2 separate regions of the Homo sapiens genome follow, and region 1 is linked to region 2. A link is a contact called in ENCODE Hi-C or POLR2A ChIA-PET data. All regions are on one chromosome and are shown on one strand. Each heading gives the region's core, a stretch centred on a gene start or an enhancer-like site at or near the end of the contact. The rest is flanking DNA. Distances are from core to core; before and after follow the strand shown.

Region 1 (7,076 bases), core at 1,826-4,325, 39 kb before region 2:
ATTTAACTGCAGACAAATGAGCCCGGGGTGGAAACCGGAAGGTGTGGGGGTGGGGAGGGAGGTGTCAGGCAAGGGGCGGGGGGCGGGTCACCTCTTGGATGTGCTGAGAAAATTCTCACTGGCTGTGTGACCTTGGACGGGTACCTTCCTTCGTGGAGGAAGCTTCCTCCTCTGGAGCGAAAGGAGGATGGATGCAGGGATGTGTGGAGAAATGGAAACCTATCACGCCTCTCTGTGGCAGGCATGATAGGACAGTTCTAAGCGTGTTACCTGCTTTGCTCCAGTTAACGCTCATTCCGCCCTATGAGGGAGGCCCTGGTGTGTTCCCCGCCTTAATCACAATGTCAACAGCAGACCTGAGGCTCCGACCCTGCCCTGTAATCCTGCCGCCGATGCTGCTGAGACAGGAGGTCACTTCAGCAGTGGCAGATGCCCTGAGGAGGCTGAGAGATGCAGCCCCACACTGAGCTTTCTGTTGCTTTGGGTTCTTCAGAAACTAACATCATCTTAAATATTATTCATTCATTCAACACTCATGTACTAAGGTCTTATTTGATGCCTTATTTGCATTGAGTAGAAACCTGGGGGTTCAAAACAGGTAAGACAAGGTGCCTGCCCTCCAGGGACGGAAGCCAGATGTGTAAATAACTCATTCATTCGACAAATATTTATTGAGCATCTACTATGTGCTCAATCTAGGGGCTGAGGACATGGCAGTGAGTGAGGATTAAGATCCTGTCTCTATGGCGCTCACACGGTGGCAGGGTTAGCAAGTGGGCAGGTCACTGTGGATGGTGATAGTAGCCCCAAGTGAAATAAAGCATGGGAGCATGATAGGAAGGGCAGCTGCTGGGACGATGAGGGAGGGCCTCCTGGAAGAGGTGGCATGGGAATGTGGATCTGAATAGCAAGGAACGAGCCACAAGCAGAACTTGGAGAGGGTGTTCCAGAAAGGGTAAACGCCCTGAGGTGGGAGCTGGGTTTGGGGGTACCCAGCTTGGAATTAGTCACCGTGCAAAGGTGGCTGGATGCAGAAAAGGGGGAATCACTGCAGTGATCGTTCATGAAGAGCTTCTCAAGGAGGAGGGTCTTGCTTGTTTTTTTTTGCATCCCATAATGCCCTTTGTCAATTTGCCCATGCGTCTTTCCTTCTGTATAGCCGCCCATCCACCCCTTTATTTAGTCGTTCTGATTCCAGCTCCCCAGGCGTCTGGTTTACCCACGAGGAAACCAATGTGAGGGAAGATGTGGCCTCTGAACCTGAAGACATTGTAGTTCCATTGAAGAAATAACAGCAGCAGAATGTTACAATCCTACTCAACGTTTACTGAACACTTAGAGTGGGCAAGGCGTGGGGAAACCATCTCACACGTGAATCAGCTGGGCTGCTTGTGCCTTGTGTGGCATAGACCCCCAACTCCAACCGATTTGGGTAAAGAGAGAATGCATTGGTTTAGGCACAGAAAAGTCCAGAGGAGGAGATGGCTTTGGGTACAGCTCCATCAAAAATCAACCCTGTCTCAGCTGTGCTTGGCTGGGTGGCAGCCGCTCTGATCTTACAGCTTCCAGGCTCAGTTGCGGGGATCAGGACAGGAGCCTCTCTCTTAAAGTCCCAGCAAAAGCCACATTGTCTCTCATTGGCTCTGCTCAGGTCACATGGCCTCCCTCAGCCAATCCCTGTCTCTAGAGAAATATGATTCTCTGATTGGTCAAGAGCCAAGGGTGCGGCCCCCACCCACCTCCCACACTGGAGTCCAAATGGGAAGGAGCGAGCGACCCCCCGAGAGGCTCGGGCTTGGACAGGGCAGGGACTGACGGACTCGGGCATTCACCTGCACAGTGGCAGCTCACTCTCATTGGATCCTTTTATTGATGAAAGGGGACAGACATCATGATCCCATTTTACACTGAAGAAAGAAAGCTTGAGGAATTTAAACGGCCAAGAATGGGGTGGACCAGAAACTAGACTTGTTGTTTCTCCTAAGTCAGTGGCTCTCCTATGTCTTTTGCAGTAGAATTGCCACATTTAGCAAATAACAATACAGGGTGACCAGTTGAATTTGAATTTCACATAAACACCAAATCCTGTCTTACTATAAGTGTGCTCCAAAGTATGTAAGATACAAGACAGAAGAAAAGTATTTGTTGTTTATCTGAAATTCAAATGTAACTGAGCATCTGTATTTCGTCATTCAACTCTACTCGCGGGGGATATTCAGCAATATCTGGAAACGTTTTCTATTGTCCCAAGTTGGGGAGGGGAGGGTGCCCCTGGCATTGAGGACGTTGCTACACATCCTGCTCTGCACAGGGCGGCCCCCGCAGCAGAGAATTCTCCTGCTCCAGTTGTCACTGTTGCCCGTAAGTGCTACGATCACCATGTATAGCTCTAGCATGGAAGACAGAAAGGCAACGGGCAAAGCAGCCCCACGCCGGTGGCCTTGCGTTTGCTGTGTGCATGCAACAATTCATGAGGCGCTGAGCAAACCCCCGCCGCATCATGAATGGGGCCTTCAGTTGAATTATTTGGGTTTCAATTTGGAAACGCTCAAAGGAAGCTAACGAGAATCTTTGAACTGGGCTTAGGCATCCACACCCAGGCAGGCTGAGATAAATCGGATCTGCTGATACTCACTGGAGAAAGGAGAACATTCAAAGGGAATTTTAAAAGTTGTGCCTTTCTATTTGTTGTCGACATCTCCAAGAGACGGCTCTGAAATGAATCACCCTCTGCTGAGGAACGTGCCCCGACCTCTCCCTCCTGGGCTCATCACAAGCCCCTGTGTCAGCACCAGGCAGTGGATATGCTCAGCCTTGTCCCAGGCCGGGCGGGCGGGGGCAGGCGGCAGGTGAGGAGGATGAGGATGGTCGGGCCCTCCCTTCCAGACGAACCCACCTGGCCAGCTTTGCTTTGGGGAAGAACAAGGGAGCCGATCTTTTAGGCTGGGCTGGTGAGTATCACTCTCTCAAGGGCTGGAGAACTATTTATCATGTCTTCCATCAGACTTACTAATTTTGCCTGGTGTTTCACAATGCACAAAAGCCTCGTGTTGTAACTGGGGCTGTGACACAAGGTTTCAAACCCACAGAGCCATCCCTGATTTGCTAAGCAAACTTTTATGAGTTTGGATTCTGTTTTGTTTTGTGCTGGTTAGGTTGTATCTGGGGAGAGAGGGGATGGAGGGACATACTGGTTTTGTGTGCACATGTTGCATAGATGTAGCTTTCGTCTTTGAAGTTTAAGACCAGTTGTAAATTCCTTGAAGTTCGTCCTATTTCCTTTTATATGAGCGTGTTAACAAGCTTTGGAAAACTGACAGAGCTTACAGGAAAGCATAGCTGGGTTGCTCCCTGAGCCGGGGCTTTAATTCAAACCAGAACCGGGGCCGGAGCACTGTGGCCCGGCTGGTGTTTACAAATGCAGCAGGAAGAGCCCGCTGCACAGTGATGAAGCCATCAACCTCAGATGCTTTCTGTAGACAAAGCCCCAGTTGGGATTAATTAAGAAAGGAAATGCCGCAATACTCCAAATCACTTCTCTAGTGGAAATCTTTGCACCAGATGAAACTCAACAATAAAAATGGAAGAAGAAAAAAGCAAAAAAATGAAAACACCTCCCAGAAATGTGTTGAACGGACACTTAGGTTTTTGTCAGTGAGGGCAGCCGAGGAAATCAGCTTCCAGTTCCTTGCACTGGAATCATGTGACATTTTCTACATACCCAGGAAGGAGAAGGCACCGGATAGGAGGCAAAGCTCTCCACTCCCAATTGGAAGCAGACCTTCTCATCCAAGAATACACTCTGAGCTCCCTCATCAAAAGCACTTTGGTGGGAGAGAATCAAGGTGCAGAATCTCCGTGCCATATGACAAGTCTAAAGGAAGGGCATTCTCAGCTGAAGACCATGTGACCAGCTGACATGTCAGGGGGGATTTAAGAAAAAACGTGGTCCCACTCATGGTTTGTCTTGGGTGCACGGTGAGTCTGACGGTATCTGGGGACAGATACATATGAAAGTGAAATACTTGGCATAAGCTGTGGAAATTAAAGGTAAAATTTTTTATTTTTATTTTTTAGAAATGGGATCTTGCTCTGTTGCCCAGGCTGGTGTGCAGTGGTGCGATCACAGCTCTCTGCAGCCTTGACCTCCTGGGCTCAAGTGACCTCCTGCCTCAGCCTCTCGAGTAGCTAGGACTACAAGTGTGAGCCGCTGCACCCAGCCTAGGTCAAAATTTAAGGGAGGCATGAAACATGGATCCCACAAGATTTGCCTGACTCCACTTGACAGTCGGTCTGCTCCAATCCGCTGTCTCTTGGACACTTGCTCTTCTCTCCAGAGGCCATCTGGGTTGGAGGAGAGAAAGGCCCCCTGCCTTCCTGAGAATGGTCCATGCACCCCACCTAGCCCCGCTCTGCCACAAAGTGCCATTGTGCTGCTCTTTGTCCCCCAGCTGTGAATTACATTCAGTGTACCTCCCACACATCAGTGAGGGCCTCGGGGCAACCTGGTTGATTTTTATTTTGATGAGATTTCAGGAAAAATAAATAAGTAAAATGTAAATCCTGTTGGCGAACATATACTTTCCATACAGCCCATCTTAGCCAAGCACATGCTGAGTCTCATGAACCCTTGGACATTTTGATTGTTACTAAAATTCCATGTGCACCTGGTTATAGGGCCAAAATATTCCACCAGAAATATAAACAATGGCAGAGGAGAGTCAAGCTCATTGGAACCATCTTGTTGAACAGGGACCTCATCTGGGAGAAAGCTGTGGGACTGGAAGTATCTGTGTGACAATGTGTGTCTCTAGCAGAGGAGGACTTCATGTTCAGGCGAGCAGTTCCCTTTGTAATGGCTTCTACCCTGAGGATCAGGAGCGAGTGGTTCAAGGCTTGGGCCCCCGAGTTGGACAGCTCTGAATGGAGCCCAGACCTTCCCTTACTGGCTGGGTAACAAGTAACTTTCCCTGGGTCTCTCATGTAAAAAAGTAGTGGTGACAAAATTTACCTTGAACATCATTTTGAGGACTAAGGGAGGGCGTGTGTGGGCCCCTCTCTGGGTTGGCCACGGAGGGAGTGTTTGGTAAATGGCAGCCACTCCAAAGCAAGCCATTGGATGGCTGCATAGTGACAGCATCCACAGATGCTGGTCAAATGAGACTTTCTAAGGCTGGGCACAGTGGCTCATGCCTGTAATCCCAGCACTTTGGGAGACTGAGGTGGGTGGATCGCTTGAAGCCAGAAGTTCGAAACCAGCCTGGCCAACATGGTAAAACCCCGTCTCTACTAAAAATACAAAAATTAGCTGGGCGTGGTGGTGCACGCCTGTAGTCCCAGCTACTCAGGAGGCTGAGGCAGAAGAATCATTGATCCCCAGAGGCAGAGGCTGCAGTGAGCTGAGACCATGCCACTGCACTCCAGCCTGGGCAACAAAGTGAGACTCTGTCTCAAAACAAAAACAAACAAACAAGGAAAAAAAAAACAAAACAAAAAAACAAAATCAGACTTTCTAGAAATAATGCCATTTTTATGTGCCCAGAAACCTGAGAGTATTCTAGTTCTTCCATGCTGTTGCCTCTGAATTATGAATCAAGGGAGATGAATATGGTACCTATTTAGGCAAAATGATTCTGAAGCAGACAACTGGACTTCCTCTACCTTCCCCCAGCACATCATGGGGTTGCTTTTTCACCACGTGTGTCTATGTGTTTGAAATATAGTTATTGAAAATAGATATTGTAAAAGCCTTGCACATGCATAGAAAAAACTCAACATTGACTAGTAGTGTAGAAGATCCCCTCCCAATACTTATTTCCCCTCCCAGGTCTTGTTTTCACTGCAAACACCCAAGGTAACTCTTATGATGCAAAGGGCATCTTTTCAGACCCTGTCTGTACTTAAAGAAACACACACACAACTTTGTTTTACAAAAGTGAGATCACTGTTTTCATTCAATCATACATCTTGAACAACCCTCACATCCATCCGTAGACTCTACCTCATTTGAAAAATAGATTGTAATTCTAATTTTTTTATTTATACACATATTTTTAAAGAGTTGGGGTCTTCCTCTGTCTCCCAGGCTGGAGTGCAGTGGTGCAATCACAGCTCACTGCAGCCTCGACCTCCCTGCCTCAGGCAATCCTCCCACCTCAGCCTCCCAAGTAGCTGGGACTACAGGTGTGCCCCACCATACTAGGCTAATTATTTTTTAATTTTACTTTTTGTGGAGACAGGGTCTTGTTATGTTGCTCAGGCTGGTCTCAGATTCCTGGCCTCAAGCAGTCCTCCTGCCTCAGCCTCCCGAAGTGCTGGAATTACAGGCGCCTGGCTAAATTATAATTTTTAGATCAGTTTTGGATTTACAGAAAAATTACAAAGATAGTACCGGGAGTTCCCATGTACTCCACACTCAATGTCTCCTATTATTAACAACTTCCATCAGTATGGCACGTTTACTATAACTAATGAACCAATATTGATATATCATTATTCACTAAAGCTGTACCTTATTCAGATTTCCCTGGTTCTTTTTTTTTTTTTTTTTTTCTTTTTCAAATGGAGTTTCACTCTTGTTGCCCAGGCTGGAGTGCAATGGTGCGATCTCGGCTCACTGCAACCTCCGCCTCCTGGGTTCAAGTGATTCTCCTGCCTCAGCCTCCTGAGTAACTGGGATTACAGACATGTGCCACCACGTCTGGCTAATTTTGTATTTTTAATAGAGATGAGGTTTCTCCATGTTGGTCAGGCTGGTCTCGAACTCCTGACCTCAGGTGATCCGGCTGTCTTGGCCTCCCAAAGTGCTGGGATTACAGGCGTGAGCCACCGCGCCCAGCATCCCTGGTTCTTATCTAATGCCCTTTCTCTGTCCAGGATCCCATCCAGAATCCCACATGACATTTGGTCATCACATCTTCTTAGGCGCCTTTGGGCCGTGACAGTTTCTCACACTTTCCTTTTTTTTTTTTTTTTAATGATCTTGACAGTTTTGATGAGTACTGGTCGGCTTTATTGTAAGATGCTGCTTTATTGAAATTTGTCTAATGTTTTCCTCATGATGAGACTGATTGTGG
Region 2 (7,119 bases), core at 2,615-5,114:
GCTTGGTGGTTCATACCTGTGGTCCCAGCTACTCAAGAGGCTGAGGTGAGAGAATCACTTGAGCCCAGGTGACAAAGGCTGCTGTGAACCATGATCATGCCACTGCACTCCTGCCTGGGCAACAAAGTGAGACCCTTTCTCAAAAACAAAAAAAAAAATTATTTTTTATTTGAATTAGAAAGTCTTAGGAGTGGTTTGAACCCCACAGTTCACTGAAGCCCTGAGACTTATTTTTGCCTACCTACCTAGTTGTTTAAGTTACCTGCCTAGCACCTGAGAGCACATTGGTTGCCATCCTATAACAGGTGTGCAGCTACGGGTTCCAAAAATTAGCCCGATGTCACTACCCGAATGCTTTAGGACGTGGCAGATGGATGTAGTGGGATCAGTGCCCCTCCTGGCAGCTCCAGCCAGACCCTCAGCTGAGCTTTGTAGGGGCAGCTGTGTCTTAATGGGAGGATGAAGGAACAGGAACAGGTGGAAGGAAGGAAGGAAGGAAAGAAGGGAGGGAGGGAGGAAGGGTAGATGAATGGATGGGTGGACAGATGGATAGAGGAGGATGGATGGATAAGGGAATCGATGGATGGATAGACAGATGGATAGAAAGAAAAGATTATCCAGTATTTACCAGAATGAGGCCTCAGAAGTAACAAAGCTATGGAAGAAAAAGCAAATACGATGTGTTTATGTTATACGCAGGAGTAAAAGGAGGTGGCAACTTTGCTGGTTTGGTCTGTGATTGAAACAAAAATTCTCTTGAAAACAAACCTCCAGTCAGTTTTGCTTCTGCAAAGCGAACAGGCTTATAACCTCATTACAAAGATAGTCCATGTCACCCACTCTCAGCCTCCCGGGCCATTCAGAAGATTTGGTCCAATGAACAAAGAACCTAGATAGGAAAGCGGCAGCAGGAAGAGGACAGAACCAAACCCTCTCAAAAAGCTATAAAAAAAAGCTCCAAGTTCAGGGAGGAAAAGTAATCATCCTGTAATTTGCTGTTCACTAATGGAATCTATTAATTTATAGCCACAAAAGAATCAGCTAATTTGTGGTTAATGGTGTTTAAAAGATAAACAACATAGATTAAATCTATGGAGCCCAACCCAGGTTCACCAGAATCTGTCTGCACAGAAAGCTCTGGATGGGGGAGAGATGAGCCCAGCCCCAGGCTGCGGTGGACAGTGGCGCTCAGAGGTCTGCTGGGAGCAAAAAGAGATTTGGGTGAAACAGGTAAGCCCGTCCTCCAAGGTACCACATGTAGTCCCAGAGGAGGCTTATTTACTCCATAGGTTTCCTGTAAAATTGCAAATCCTCTCCTCCCTGACACAACACCATCCCTGCTCTCTCCTGCAGGGACCACCCCACCCCACTGCAGCAGTCTCCCTAACCTGCCACATTCCTTCCCACCTCTGGCCCTTGCACTTCCTGCACATGTAGCTGGACGGCCTTTTTTTTTTTTCTTTCTTTCCTGGGAAAAATAATCCAGATTATGGAGAGTTAACTTACTGAATGTCCCCTTGGAGAAGAGGCATTTCACATAACCACATCTCAGAGATTCCTGAACATCTCCCGTGAGACTGCTCCTATCCCATTCTCAGCCCCATTTTACTGGTCAGAAAACTGAGGGCTAGAAAGGTGAAGCAGCTGGCCCAAAGCTTCACTGTACATGTGGGGTGGGTCTGAGATTTGAATCCATGTCTTTCTGCTTCCAGAATCTGAGGGCTAGACCAGCATTTCCCAAAACTTACTTTTTTTTTTTTTTTTTTTTGAGATGGAGTCTTGCTCTGTCACCAAGGCTGGAGTGCAGGGTCGGGACCGCTGTTCACTGCAACCTCCGCCTCCTGGGTTCAAGTGATTCTCCTGCCTCAACCTCCCGAGTAGCTGAGATTACAGGCATGCGCCACCATGCCTGGCTAATGTTTGTATTTTTAGTAGAGATGGGGTTTCACCATGTTGGCCAGGCTGGTCTCGAACTCCTGACCTTAAGCAATCCGCCCGTCTTGACCTCCCAAAGTGCTGAGATTACAGCCGTGAGCAACTGCGCCCAGCCTTACTCATTCTCATAACAACATTTTTGCCATGTCTGCTACCACCTATATGTATGATATTTGTTTAAATGGACTCCCTGCCACTTTTATTTTTTGTTAATTTTAGTTTCATCCTGAACAATGTTATCCAGGTCTGATAAGTTAATAACATAGTTGCTTCTAACATAAACTTGGAATAAATACCTGACTACTAAGATAAACATGTGCCTGTGTCCTGCCTTATAATCTTATAAACCTCAGTGGTTCAAGAACTACACACATTTTAACCACACATCCCAAAAAGTCATAATCACACGGTGTGTGTCCCGCTCACCATAGCCTGCATGCACTATCAAGTTCTAGCCTCTGTCAACCTTCTCCTGATATAAGCCACCCTTGAAAATGCACTGGGCCAGGCGTGGCGGCTCACGCCTGTAATCCCAACACTTTGGGAGGCCAAGGCGGGCAAATCACGAGGTCAGGAGTTCGAGACCAGCCTGGCCAACATGGTGAAACCCCATCTCTACTAAAAATACAAAAAATTAGCTGGATGTGGTGGCAGACACCTGTAATCCCAGCTACTGGGGAGGCTGATGCAGGAGAATCACTTGAACCCAGAAGGCAAAGTTTGCAGTGAGCTGAGATCAGGCCACTGCATTCCAGCCCAGGTAACAGTGAAAGACTCTGTCTCAAAAAAAAAAAAAAGAAAGAAAGAAGAAAGAAGAAAGAAAAGAAAGAAAGGAAGGAAGGAAAGAAAGGAAGGAAAGAAAGAAAATGTATCAAAAGCCCTCCTTTTTCCTGAAGGCCTCTTGACTCCTCCAGCCCAAAAGCGCCCCTCCCTTTGTTGACAGCTAGAAAATTCATGCCATGAGCAAGCCACAAAAAGACAGGATAAAAAACAGGATGTGGCTTTTGTTTCTTCAAGTAGACTGGAAGATCTTGGAGGATTATAAAAAAAAATGAAAACAAAACAATTCCTATACCTTGAAGTCTAAGCTCTGGGAAACAGAGATGGACGCACACAGCAGGTGCTCAATAAAGCCTGGGGGAAATGATGGATGTGGACACAGTACAGAGAGGGGGCCAGGCAGCACTTTCATGGCTAGGTTGGGGCCGGCCTGAATCATCCTTCCTCCTTTGCTAACAAGGGTCAAAACTTCACCTGGGGATGCTCCCTCCCTTCCCACAGCCCAGGGCTCCAGGATGGGCCTGGGACACAGCCTGCCCAGTCCATGCAGAAAATCCCCCTAGCTATTCCCATTGGTTCAGAAAGCGGGTCTGTTACCCAAACCTGGCTGAGGGAGTCAGGCCCAGCATTTTTGTTCAAATGGATGAGGATGGAGCAGCTCTTTCTTGCCAGCTTGAACCTGGGAGCCGTGGGCCTGGAAACACTGTCACCTTCCTGCTCCCACAGGGAGCCTGGGAGTTAGAACCCTTGTGGAAGAGGCAGAGACATAAGAGAGGGCAGGGCTTGGCAATGTGATTTGAGATCCTGGATCAAGACATTCCTGAAACAAGTTCTACCCTTGGATTTTTTTAGACAAACTTTTTTTTCTTGGCGTAAGCCTTTTTGAGTTGGGTTTTCTGTTACTTAGGCCCAAAAACACCCTGGAGGAACCCCTGACTAGGAGCCAGGGAAGCAGACTCAATTGTATCTGGGGTCTAAATGACCCTGGGTGAGTCATTTCATCTCACATGACCCTGCCCCAAAGAGGCCTTCCCTGACCATTCTTTCAACAGCAGCTTCCATCCCTCCCTACCGCTCACTTCCTTGTCCAGCCCCATCATTGCACAATATCACATTCCATATTCATGACCTTGTTTGCTAGTACTCTGCCTCCCTCACTGCGGTGTCCTCAGAACTCAGAATAAGGCTGGCATGCAGACACCTTCTGTAAATATTTGTTGCAGGATCTTGCCTCGGTTTCTGCAGCTGTAAAATGGGAGAGCAGTGCTGCGTTGTCCTCAGTAGCCTGCCATCAGGGCTGCATTCACTTCCTCCTTTCATTGCTGCCACCCAGGCCTCCGGGAACGTGGCACAAGGTCTCACCCAAAGGCGCTGGAGTGCCTCCCAGAAAACTACCTTTCCCACAGAGTAGAAAGTTTTATGATTTTCCTCCATTTCTTCCTCTGCCTACACAATCTCATTGACTAGAAAGTCCCTCTTGATGTCTAACCCAATATTTCATGCTGCAACCAAAGTCTATTTATGTGCATCTTTTCTGAGTTCTGGAGTTCAGCAGCTGGAGTGCTGACTTCCAGACATTCCCAGCCAAGTAAGAACACAAAAGAACCAGTTTAAAGTGAGAAGAAATCCAGTGAGAAAATAAAAATTCCTTTACCTAGGAGATGCCCTCATTTCCTTCCCATGACCAGCTTCTGACTCGTCAGAAAGCTCTTTACTTGTCTCCACACCTATGAACACAGCTCTTCCAGAGATGTGGGTACAGAAGATGAGAGTAAAATAAATAAACTATCTGTTTAATCATTCTTATTGCCAAAACAACGGCTGAGCCAAAATACCGAGGCTCTGATTCATCCCAACTGACGTCCGTTCTAGGGAGGAGGCAGGAGGCAGGGAAGTAAGAATTTTTAAACCCGTTTTCCAGATGAATTCAGAGGAGGCTGGGACGTTCCACAGCGCCAACCCCACAGTAAGCAACAGAAGCGAACCACTTTCTCTTTGTGGTCGAGGATCTGTCTTCTCTTCATTTAAATAGGGCAGAATTCAGTGGCTCGCACCTGTAATCCCAGCACTTTGGGAGGCTGAGGCAGGTAGATCACTTGAGGTCAGGAGTTCGAGACCAGCCTGGCCAACATGGTGAAACCCTGTCTCTACTAAAAATACACAAAATTAGCCGGGTGTGGTAGTGGCGCCTGTAATCCCAGCTACGCAGGAGCCTGAGGCAGGAGAATCACTTGAACCAGAAGGTGCAAGTTGCAGTGAGCCGAGATTGCGCCACCGCGCTCCAGCCTGGGCGACAGAGCAAGATTCCATCTAAAAAATAAATAAATAAAAATAAAAATAGGCCGTCGTTGTGGCTCACGCCTGTAATCCCAGCACTTTGGGAGGCTGAGGCAGGTGGATCACCTGAGGTCAAGAGTTCAAGACCAGCCTGGCCAATATGGTGAAACCCCGTCTCTACAAAAAATACAAAAATTAGCCAGGCTCAGTGGCAGACACCTGTAGTCCCGGCTACTCAAGAGGCTGAGGCAGGAGAATCGCTTGAACGTGGGAGGTGGAGGTCACAGTGAGCTGACATTGCGCCACCACACTCCAGCTTGGGTGACAGAGGGAGACTCCATCTCAAAAATAATAATAACAATAAAAATAAAAATAAAAATAAATGGGGCAGAATTCAAAGGAAGATACACAGTACCTAGGATGCAGATTTCATCATTCATTCACTCACTCATTCATTCATTCAAGAAAATGAAAAGCCTCGACTGAGCACCTTCCCTGTGCCCCAAGCTGGCTGTCTTCCCAAGTCACCTTGCACCTTCCCCACCCCTCTGGGGGAGGAAAGTCAGGAATCATCCACCCATTGGCTGAGTCGGGAGGCTGAATGACGTAATTGTTGAAAACATTGTTCCTAGTCTGTTCTTTGTCTTTTAATTTTATTTGTGGTGTTTCTTGACGTCCAGGGATTGTTAATGTTCATATAGTCAAATCTTTATGTCTTTCCTTTGAGGACTCTGGCCTGAGATACCTAGAAAGGGCTCCATGGGGAGTAACATTTAGAGCCATATTTAAGGCCATACGTCATGAGCAGTCAGGGGGTCCAAGGAGGCGATCCTGGCTCATTCGTTCATTTTACAAATGAAGAAACTGAGGCTCCATGGTGAGTAGGCAGCCCTGCCAGAGTCCAGGATTCTACCCAGGGCTCTTTCTGCACATAATGAGTTGCTCAGAGACCCTTATAAAAGTTAAGAAAAGACAGAGGGCTCTCCACCTCCCAGGCTGCATTGCCGAGTGACTGACACAGCTTCTGTGAAGCCAGAGGCCATCTCATTCGCCCTATAAATTCCGTGTCATCTGCTTTGCTCTGAATATTCGTTCAACTGTCCCGCTGTGGCTATGGGCCCTCAAACCCATTCCCCTGAAGGCCCTTCTAGGCTTATGAAGGCAGACACCACCAGGGAAAACATGAAGAGTCAACATAAGCATCCAAAATTCCAGGGACTGTGCTCGCTCCGGCAGCACATACACTAAAATTGGAACGATACAGAGAAGATTAGCGTGTCCCCTGCACAAGGATGACATGCAAATTTGTGAAACGTTCCATAATTTTTTTAATAATAAAAATAAATTCCTGGAACAGTGAACTCATGGAAGCAGAAGGTAGAATGGTGATTGCCAGGGGGTGGTCAAAGGATACAAATTTTCCGTTAGAGAGGAGGAATAACTTCAAGTGATCTGTTGTACTACGTGGAGACTATAGTTAATAACAAGATTTTTTTTTTTTTTTTGAGACAGTTTCCCTCTGCCACCCAGGCTGGAGTGCAATGGCGCGATCTCGGCTCACTGCAATCTCCACCTCCTGGGTTCAGGTGATTCTCCTGCCTTAGCATCCTGAGTAGCTGGGATTACAGGCATGTGCCACCACACCCGGCTAATTTTGTATTTTTAGTAGAGATGGGGTTTCACCATGTTGGTCAGGCTGCTCTCGAACTCCTGACCTCAGATGATCTGCCGGCCTTGGCATCCCAAAGTGCTGGGATTACAGGTGTAAGCCACCGTGCTCAGCCAACAAGATATTCTTGAAAATCAGGAAAAGAGTAGATTTTAAGTGTTCTCACCACAAAGAATAAGTATATGAAGTAATGCATATGCTAATGAGCTTGAATTAGCCACACTACCAGGTATACACATTTCAAAACATTATGTTGTATACAATAAATAAATACAACTTGTATTCATTATAATTAATTTTTAAAACTCCTGGACACGAAAAACCATCACTAATACAATTAAAAGACATAAAACAATGAGGAAAAATATTCCCAACCTACATGACAAAGTATTTAGCCTCTTAAAATAGACAAAGCTCGTATAGAGTCATAAAAATGGCTAAAGAAAAATGACAGGCAA

Evidence for each region. Hi-C counts contacts between places; a loop is a spot of excess contacts on that map. ChIA-PET counts read pairs that join two places held with the same protein, here RNA polymerase II (POLR2A). Pooled maps may share reads with other maps.
Region 1: a loop to region 2 is called in a map of transverse colon, with 9 times the contacts of the local background. The contact joins two enhancer-like sites. A Hi-C loop is called at or near these places in 3 of 168 maps with a recorded cell type or tissue (mammary epithelial cell, sigmoid colon and transverse colon) and 4 of 50 pooled maps. POLR2A ChIA-PET finds 5 or more read pairs at or near these places in 4 of 52 experiments (BJ, MCF 10A, Panc1 and 1 more).

The regions. Positions count from the first base shown.
Region 1 is chr20:56,823,175-56,830,250 of GRCh38, reverse strand. No RefSeq gene overlaps it. Among named protein-coding and RNA genes, the nearest start is that of TFAP2C, 200 kb to the right of the region's middle. Within about 2 kb of position 3,075, at least 5 of the 41 ENCODE cell types and tissues checked have a DNase peak (open chromatin) inside an H3K27ac peak, as active enhancers do; they include mammary epithelial cell and transverse colon, where a contact is called at or near this core.
Region 2 is chr20:56,785,181-56,792,299 of GRCh38, reverse strand. It overlaps the pseudogene RNU6-929P. Among named protein-coding and RNA genes, the nearest start is that of TFAP2C, 160 kb to the right of the region's middle. RefSeq lists enhancers at 2,421-3,179, 3,180-3,939. Within about 2 kb of position 3,864, at least 10 of the 41 ENCODE cell types and tissues checked have a DNase peak (open chromatin) inside an H3K27ac peak, as active enhancers do; they include mammary epithelial cell and transverse colon, where a contact is called at or near this core.